3 separate regions of the Homo sapiens genome follow, and all the other regions are linked to region 2. A link is a contact called in ENCODE Hi-C or POLR2A ChIA-PET data. All regions are on one chromosome and are shown on one strand. Each heading gives the region's core, a stretch centred on a gene start or an enhancer-like site at or near the end of the contact. The rest is flanking DNA. Distances are from core to core; before and after follow the strand shown.

What was found. A loop is a pair of places that touch in the nucleus more often than their neighbours do. ChIA-PET counts read pairs that join two places held with the same protein, here RNA polymerase II (POLR2A). Pooled maps may share reads with other maps.
Region 1: a pooled map shows a loop between it and region 2 (6-fold over the local background). The contact joins the enhancer-like site here to the promoter of ALOXE3 in region 2. A Hi-C loop is called at or near these places in 2 of 37 single-sample maps with no recorded cell type and 4 of 50 pooled maps. POLR2A ChIA-PET finds 5 or more read pairs at or near these places in 1 of 52 experiments (A673).
Region 3: a loop to region 2 is called in a pooled map, with 4 times the contacts of the local background. The contact joins the promoter of SLC2A4 here to the promoter of ALOXE3 in region 2. A Hi-C loop is called at or near these places in 1 of 168 maps with a recorded cell type or tissue (posterior vena cava) and 2 of 50 pooled maps. POLR2A ChIA-PET finds 5 or more read pairs at or near these places in 2 of 52 experiments (MCF 10A and activated T-cell).

The regions. Positions count from the first base shown.
Region 1 is chr17:8,857,447-8,860,146 of GRCh38, reverse strand. All of the region lies in intron 1 of PIK3R6 (phosphoinositide-3-kinase regulatory subunit 6), which reads left to right. Among named protein-coding and RNA genes, the nearest start is that of PIK3R6, 8.9 kb to the left of the region's middle. RefSeq lists an enhancer at 448-707. Within about 2 kb of position 1,431, at least 8 of the 41 ENCODE cell types and tissues checked have a DNase peak (open chromatin) inside an H3K27ac peak, as active enhancers do; they include A673, where a contact is called at or near this core.
Region 2 is chr17:8,117,230-8,119,929 of GRCh38, reverse strand. ALOXE3 (arachidonate epidermal lipoxygenase 3) reads left to right here and starts at 1,416. Exons shown (of 16, transcript NM_021628.3): 1 at 1,416-1,444; 2 at 1,627-2,086. The coding sequence starts at 1,940. It overlaps TRK-TTT3-5 (tRNA-Lys (anticodon TTT) 3-5), which reads right to left and starts at 775; the gene lies at 703-775. TRQ-CTG1-5 (tRNA-Gln (anticodon CTG) 1-5) reads right to left here and starts at 178; the gene lies at 107-178. RefSeq lists silencers at 60-149, 280-329 and enhancers at 850-949, 1,100-1,169, 1,250-1,329, 1,051-2,250.
Region 3 is chr17:7,280,468-7,283,167 of GRCh38, reverse strand. It overlaps SLC2A4 (solute carrier family 2 member 4), which reads right to left and starts at 1,450. Exons shown (of 11, transcript NM_001042.3): 1 at 1,201-1,450. The coding sequence starts at 1,233. RefSeq lists an enhancer at 217-1,204 and a silencer at 1,337-1,486.

The DNA.
Region 1 (2,700 bases), core at 182-2,681, 740 kb before region 2:
AGGAGTCTGGCTTTTCACTGCATAGCTATCTGTGCCTTTCAGATTTTTACCATACGCATGGTTTTTTATGTGAAAAGTGAATTTTAAAAATATACTAGACAGAGCAAAGTCTCTGAGAGTCTCTTACATGAGTCTGCGAAATGGTTAGTCTTCTTAAGCATTGTATTAGTCAGGCCACTCCAGAGGAACACAACAAATAGGATAGAGAGAGAGACTGGGAGGTGGGTGGGGAGTGGGTAGAGAACAAAAGGATGTATTAGCAGGGATTGGCTCCTGTGATTGTGGAGGCTGAGAAGTCTGTAATCCGTGGTCTGTAAACTAGAGGCCCAGGAAAGTCAGTGGTGTAATTCCAGTCTGAGTCCAAAGGCCTGAGAACCAGGGAAGATGACGGCGTCAGTCTCAGTCCAAGTCCGAAGGCTGGAGAACCAAGAGCGCTGATTTTGTCCAAGGGCAGGATGGATGTCCCAGCTGAAGCACAGAGAGCACATCTGCCCTTCCTCCTCCCTCTTCTCCTATTCAGGCCCTCAGCAGATCACGTGATGCCCACCCACATGGCTGAGGGCAGATCTTGACTCACTCCCTGCATTCAGATGCTCATCTTTCCTGGAAATAGCCTCATGGACACCTCCAGAAATAATGCTTCACCAGCCATCTGGGCCTCCCTTGGCCTGGTCAAGTTGACACATAAACCATCACAAGCATGCTGCGTGCATGGGGCGGTGAGACAGTTTCAGTGTGCTAATGGTGGGCCATAGGTGTGTGACGTCTGTTCCAGGGGTCTTGGGCAAGTACAGCCACCCTGCGGTCATTATGAGGTGACAGACTGGTAGACCACGCACCCCAGGGGGCAAGGACTATGTCTCATTCATTCATCTCTAACCTCTCAGGTCTTGTGCAATTTCTGCCCCATGGATTATGTTCTGAAGAGGCTCTTTGATTTACTCACCAACCTCAGCCACCCAAAACACTGCCAGGAACTCAGAAGACAGCCAGAGGGCCCTCTGAGCAAATAGAAGTTGCAAGTCCATGGATGGAAGTTTGATGCTCTTTTCATTGATCAGTTCTCAGGCTTTGTTTCTTCATTTTACATACAAGACAATTGCATGTGCTTATTCCGGCTTCCCAGCCTTCAGCAAACTGGCAGTTGGGTGGAGGAGCAGACACAGCCCAGGCAGGGCTGCAGCCAACACAGAAGGCACTTTGTTCAAATCAGAAAGAGGCACCCCTCTGAGTAGACAAATTACAGCAAGTTCCTCTTTGGATGGATGAATTGCAAAACCTCACCCTCCCTGCCTGAGTAAATTACAAAAAGGCCAGCAGAGCGGTGGGCTGGACTGCAGCCTCCACTCACCCACTAAGTGCAGAACACAGCTGGTGCTGCTGAAATGAGGAATCATACATGAGAAGTCAAACAGTAACAGCCACTCAATGTAGGATAGGGCTACCCTCGCCTACTGATAGCTCCTGCCATCGCCACCGTTTTATGGCACGGTGCATACAATGAGCTTCCATTGAGACTCATTGAGAAAACAGCCAGGCGCCTGGCTCACGCCTCTAATCCCAGCACTCTGGGAGGCCGAGGTGGGTGGATCACCTGAGGTCAGGAGTTCGAGACCAGCCTGGCTAACATGGCGAAACCCTGTCTCTACTAAAAATACAAAAATTAGCCAGGGGTGGCGGCGGGTGCCTGTAATTCCTAGCCTCAGGGAGGCTAAGGCAAGAGAATCGTTTGAACCCAGGAGGCGGAGGTTGCAGTGAGCCGAGATCGCGTCACTGCACTCCAGCCTGGGCGACAAGAGCAAAACTGTCTCAAAAAAAAAAAAAAAAAAAAAAAAAGATTAATTGAGAAAACATTCAGAGGCATGGTTTGGTGCTTGAAAGGGCAAGCTTTATTTCCTAAAAAATTCTTCTCATTCCTGAAACGAAGACACATTTGATGTTGATGCATTTTAAGAATGAGCTGCTTCTATTTCCATTTCCTGTCTACGTGCAAGCTCATCCCCTGGGGGCTCTTCCCCCACACTGGTGTGGTCAGCAGCCCCAAAGGACAGGAAATCGACCACAAAGGTCTCCTGTGGGAGGAGCAAGGAAGCAGCACCTGCACAAATATATAGAAACGCTGAATAAATGTTTGATGAGTGAATGCGTGAGTGAATGAAGGAATGAGCAAATGAATAGGGAGGCTTTCTGACAGTTACTGGTAAAGTTTCTTAGAATTTTACTTTCCCTTTTTTTTTTTTTTTTTTGAGACAGAGTTTCACTCTTGTTGCCCAGGCTGGTGTGCAGTGGCACGATTGCAGCTCACTGCAACCTCTGCCTCCCGGATTCAAGCGATTCTCCTGCCTCAGCCTCCCAAGTAGCTGGGATTACTGGCACCTGCCGCCACACCCAGCTAATTTTTTGTATTTTTAGTAGAGACGGGGTTTCACCATGTTAGCTAGGATGGTCTCGATCCCTGATCTTGTGATCCGCCTGCCTCAGCCTCCCAAAGGGGAATTTTACTTTCAATTAAAAATCAGCCCAGAAGCACTCTCCATTTGCCACAAAAATTCCTGGTATCTTACACTTCTCTTTTAGTCTTTATCTGTGAGATTTCTTTTCTTTCGAGGCTGCCCCGTGTTCATTATTAACCCAGGCCGCCCCAGACAGAAGTTTGTGTTCATTTTATTTCACAAAGACAGAGGGGGGTTCTGTGAGGTT
Region 2 (2,700 bases), core at 167-2,666:
TAGTTTACTTTTTTTTTTTGTCGTATTATCTTGGGTCATAGGAGTATCCCCTCTGTGAAAATCAATTAACAATATTCAACATGCTGATATTAAAAGAAAAGCTTCAAGGTTCCACCGAGATTTGAACTCGGATCGCTGGATTCAGAGTCCAGAGTGCTAACCATTACACCATGGAACCTCCCTCGTGGTGTCTTTCAAGATTGTGTACATTACTGGACATTCTATTTTGCGTGTCTTCCACACCCGTCACTTAAAACGAAAACAAAACAAAGTCTGCTGTTGGATATGGTAGACACCGTTATCGAGCACTTGAAATATATGAATTCAGATGTATTGCCAGCTTCTAAATACACATCTTCTTTTGAAGGAAGGCTTTGTACAAACAAAAAGACTTAAAATTTCATTAATATTTTTAGAATGTTGATTATATGTTAAAATAAGATTTTGGTATATTAGGGTAAGTAAAATAGATCCGTGAAATTAATTTCGCTTGCTTTTTATTCTTTGTAATGTGGCTACCAGAAAATGTAAATTCGATAATACGGCTCGCGTTTGTACTGTTTTAAAGTATGTTTATTACCCTCCACCGTCGTTTGCTGTATTTTGTGGAAATCAAGTTTCTGTATCACCTAGCTTTAAAAACTAGTAACTATTTTTGTTACCATTTTATGCGAAGTGCGGTACCCAAAAGCAAAGACATGCCGCCCGAACAGGGACTTGAACCCTGGACCCTCAGATTAAAAGTCTGATGCTCTACCGACTGAGCTATCCGGGCTCTTCACGAGAGCTTTACTTTTTGCTTATAAGAGGGTTCTCTATAGGAAAAGCCAGGCTTGTAGAACCGACAGAGGATTTTATCTGTGCAGCATAGAATATTTTGGCACAGATTTGGAAGCAGCGGGTGAAGCTCGCCTGCTGCTGATTGAGCTTTTTCTGCCTCCCGTTCTTAGAGCCCCCGCCGAGGCTGCGACGCAGGGACTGTACCATAGTAGAGGCTGGAACAGTGCGGCGCCGGAACCGGCCGCGCGGGGCCGCTGCGGGCTATGGGCTTCTCTGAGAGGTTCCTCCCCAGTCCCTAGTGGCCCAGATCCCGGACACCTGGGCTCCCGCCCAGGATCCTGCAGGCCCAGGGCGGTCCTGGAGCGGAAAGAATGCCACGCGGGGCATTCAGACCCTGTTTGCCGGCGCTGTATTTCGCTTTCCTGACCTGCCCTACTCCAGAGCAGAGAATGAGGTCGGGCGTGCCAAAGGCTGGGGACAAAGAGGGCCATGCGTGGGGGGATCGGTGTATGGGGTGACAGGGAGCTGTTCCTGACCATTTGACATGTGCTGGAATGCGTGTGCGACTCACCTGCGTGTGGCTGCAGTCACGTGTGATTTATGACCAAGTGCAACTCTCCACTGTTTAGTGATTCACACGGATGATTCACACGTAGGAATGCAGGTGCCCTGTGCTCATCTCTGCCTGGGAATGGGGAGGAACAGATCTTGGGGGACATTGGGGAGTGGGCGGACAAGCACTCCAGGGCATCAGTCCGGGCCGCTGACCAGGCGGAGGGCAGTGTCCCAATTATACAGGCGTTACCTCCTTTTCTCCATCTCAGCATCTGATCCCTCCCTCCGCAGTGGAACCCAGGCTCCTGATATCCATCTGGGTGAGCCAGCCAGAGGGACCGGCTGTGTCAGAGGCAAGCAAACAAGTATTAGAGTGCAAGACTGTGGGCGGAGAGAGGAAGCCCGAGCCGCCAGCAGGGAGCTTCGGAGAGAGAAAGCCCAGGAACATCCCAGAGAGAGCTGGGCCCATCCTCAGCCCTACCCAGCCCCGCAGCCCCTAGCCCTCCGCCCAGAAACCCAGCCCTGTCCGGCGTGCCGCTCTTCTCCTCCAGGCCGGCTGCTGCTGCGGCCAGCGTTGCCGGGGCATCCCTTCCTCCTTCCCATCATGGCAGTGTACCGCCTGTGTGTGACCACTGGTCCCTACCTGAGGGCCGGCACACTGGACAACATCTCTGTCACACTGGTGGGCACGTGTGGTGAAAGCCCCAAGCAGCGGCTAGATCGAATGGGCAGGGACTTCGCCCCTGGATCGGTGAGTACAAAGGAGACAGGGAAGCGCGACCTCAGAGGGGCAGGGGCCGCAGGCGGGAGGAGTATTCCTCCTGGACTCTTGAGATCCTGCTGAACTCAGGATACCGGCCCTGACCTCCTCACCTTCCCTATTGAGGTCCCTGTCTTTCCTGGAGATGATGAACTCCATCCAGGCAGGACTGTGGAGAGGAAGGAGCGTTGGACAGGGAGTAGAGGGACTTCCCCTGGCTCCTAAACTCCTCCCATAATTGACCGTGGGCTTTGGGCAAGTCGCTTCCCCTCTCTGAGCCTGGGTTTCCTCTTATCGAGGGGATCTGCCTGCCTCTGCCAGCCCCAGGTGGCCTCCACAAGAGTTCCCAGCCGGCCTAGGAAGCTAGTGAAATGCAGTGCCCACTGTGCTCGGGCACCTTTTTCTTTTCTTTTTGAGATGGAGTTTTGCTCTTGTTGCCCAGGCTGGAGGGCAGTGGTGTGATCTCAGGTCACTGCAACCTCCACCTCCCGGGTTTAAGCGATTCTCCTGCCTCAGCCTCCCAAGTAGCTGGGATTACAGGCGCCTGCCACGACGCCCGACTAATTTTTTGTATTTTTAGTAGAGAAGCGGTTTCATCGGGCAGG
Region 3 (2,700 bases), core at 201-2,700, 840 kb after region 2:
GCTGGAGCCTGAAGATACTGGGCTCCACCCAACATGTTGGGTGAGGGAAACTGGGCCATATTAGGAATTGCACAAAGATCTCAATGTAAACAGGAGCTGAACTGCAACCTGGGCATAAAGGAGAAACTGGATGTTTGGGTCCATAAGGCAGAGAAATGTTTGAGAACTTGTCTCAAAATTCTTCTGTGACCTTGAGACAGGCTTGGCCTTAAGAGCTCAGATTTGTGTGACCTTGGCCAAGTCACTTCCCTGCCCCGAACCTGAGTGTCCTCTGTGAGATGGGGGTGATGTTGCCTGCCTTGCCTACCTATCTGTGAGAGTGTTGTGAAAATCAACATCACATGTTAACAATATCCTTGACAGTGCTGGTTTCATAAATTAACACGTGCATTATTATCATCAGCCACTGTCCTCTTCCCTCCCCTCTGGGGGTTCTGTCAGCCAGCTCCAGGAGGCCCCCAACAGGACCAAGAAGTGCTGTTCCAGAAAGGACATCCCGGTCATCTAGGGGTGGCCTTCTCTATCTACGTCGTGGCCTGCCCTCCCCCTCTAACCTCCGTGCAGGGAGGGCCGTCCAGGGGTTCTGCCTGGGAGAGCCATGCCCAGGGGAGGAGGGCAGGAAGGTAGTGTGAGGGGCGGTGGCAGTGGTGGCCGCTCGCTGGCGGCACAGACTGTCTCCAAGCGGAAACCTGAGCTGGAGGAGGGGGGGCTGACAGTCCCCTCTGCCCCTCCACCAACCATGGGGCCAAGGGAAAGTTCAGCGTCCTGGAGGGCGGCCAGGAGTGGGGGTGGGGGCCCACGGAGAGCCTCCGGTCCTCGAAACACTGCCCGTGAGCGAAGACGGACGGACAGCTCCCGGAGGGCAAGACCCGCCTGGATCTGCTTTCCCGAGTCGGATCGAGGGCAGGGTGTCCCCGATTCCGGAGCGCCGCGCCGCCTACTAGGCAAGGGGGTGAACCCTGGCTCGCAGAATCCACTTGCTGCCTGTGCCCCGAAAGGCCCTCCAGACCCACTCTGCCTTTTGGTAGGATTGGAATCTCACAGTCACGGGTTGTCCAGGCCGGGTATAAATAGCCAGCCCCCTACCTTCACCCCCTGCGCCTGCGCAGGAACCACCCCCAGCTGACCCCAACCGCGACCCCAGCCCAAGAAAAGCGGGACCCGTGCCCCCCCGCCCCGCCCCCTCATGATGAATCCTACTTCGGAGCCTATCTGTTGGAAGCCCGACGGCATCTCGTCTTAGAAGAGCTGGACGCGCAGGGGCGGCGAAGATGAAAGAACCGATCCTGGAGTCTCTGACTCCGGCCTGGAGCGCAGAACCTGCGGAGGCCGCGGGGGTCCCGGAGTGACGTGCGAGGGCGGGCCCGATGGGACCCACAGCCACAAGCCAAGGACCCGGAGAGCAGTGGGGCTCCCGCGGATCTGGTGGAGCGGGGCTGGGGGAAAAGACGCGAGAAGCCCCCGCCACCTCGCTCCTGCCCCCGCGGGCCACGCCCTTCACAGCACCCATTGGCCAGGAGCCCGCACACCCCAGAAGGCCACGCCCCCTCCGCCTGGGGTTTAGAGTTTGGCTGGAGTTGGTGGGGCGGGCCAATGAGGCCACGCCCCTCCGCGTGGCTGGCGAGACACGCCTCTCGGGTTCCCGCCAGCCTCCGACTGGGAAGTTTTGAGAAAAGAGTCCCTGGAACAAAAGGCCCCGCCCACCCACGTGTTAGGACTCCGCCCACCAGCTAGGATCCCGGGCTGCAGAAGCATCTTAAACTCTGCGGGTCTGGACAGTGGGGTCTGAGAGGAGAGGACGGGCCAGGTGTACTTGCCCCGGGGAAACTCCAGCGGCCTGAGACGGCTCGCGAGCCGGCGCGCGGGTTGGGAGAGGAGCAATGCCCCAAAGTAACCCGGGGCTGCTATTTTTAGCTCCCACGTTGGGAGCCTCCAAATGTCAGGTCCCGGGCGTCCCGGCCTGTCCCAGGCGGGGGCGGAGAGACAGGGAGATGACGCCTTAAAGAGTCCGCGACATGCTTCCCACGCGAGTGTGGCCCTGGGGGCCAGGAAATTCCGTTCCCACAACGGGTCTGGTGGCCGGGCTGCTTGGTCCTGTCTTTCAGCGCCTCCCTGCTCCGGGCACTGTCTATCCCGCCCTTCCCCTACACACATTCCCCAGGTTGGTTCCTGGAGCCGGTCCGAGGGACAAGTGGTCACAACCGACCACACCACCAGCCCTGAGGTCTCTGAGCCTCTGAGGTCTCTGAGCATATGCTGGCCGCGTGAACGACACGCTCTCTGGAGGCTGCTCCGGGTTTGGATCCTCGGCCAAATTCTGCCAGGCAGAAAGTGCGCGACCTAGGGTCGGCGTGTGGGGAGAGAGAAGCCGAAATACCCAGAGCGTGGAGAGTGTCTGGCTCAGAAAACGGGCTTCGGAAGCGCAGGGTTGTGCTGCCACCTGGAGGGCGAGCGAGGAGCCGCAGTGGATTGCACTTGGAATCTCAACCCACTATTTCTCGCCTTTCCGCCACCATAGGGCTTCAGTGACATCTGACCCAGGCCCTTCTCTGGAGCTGCAGATCCAGGTGTTCGTTACCGCCCGGATGTGGCAGCTCTAGTGATCAGCATGTCCAAACCTGCTCCTCCTCCTAACTTCCTTATTTCAATGAATTACCCGCCCAGTCACCCCTATGGTAGAAGTCAGGCTCGATTCCTCCT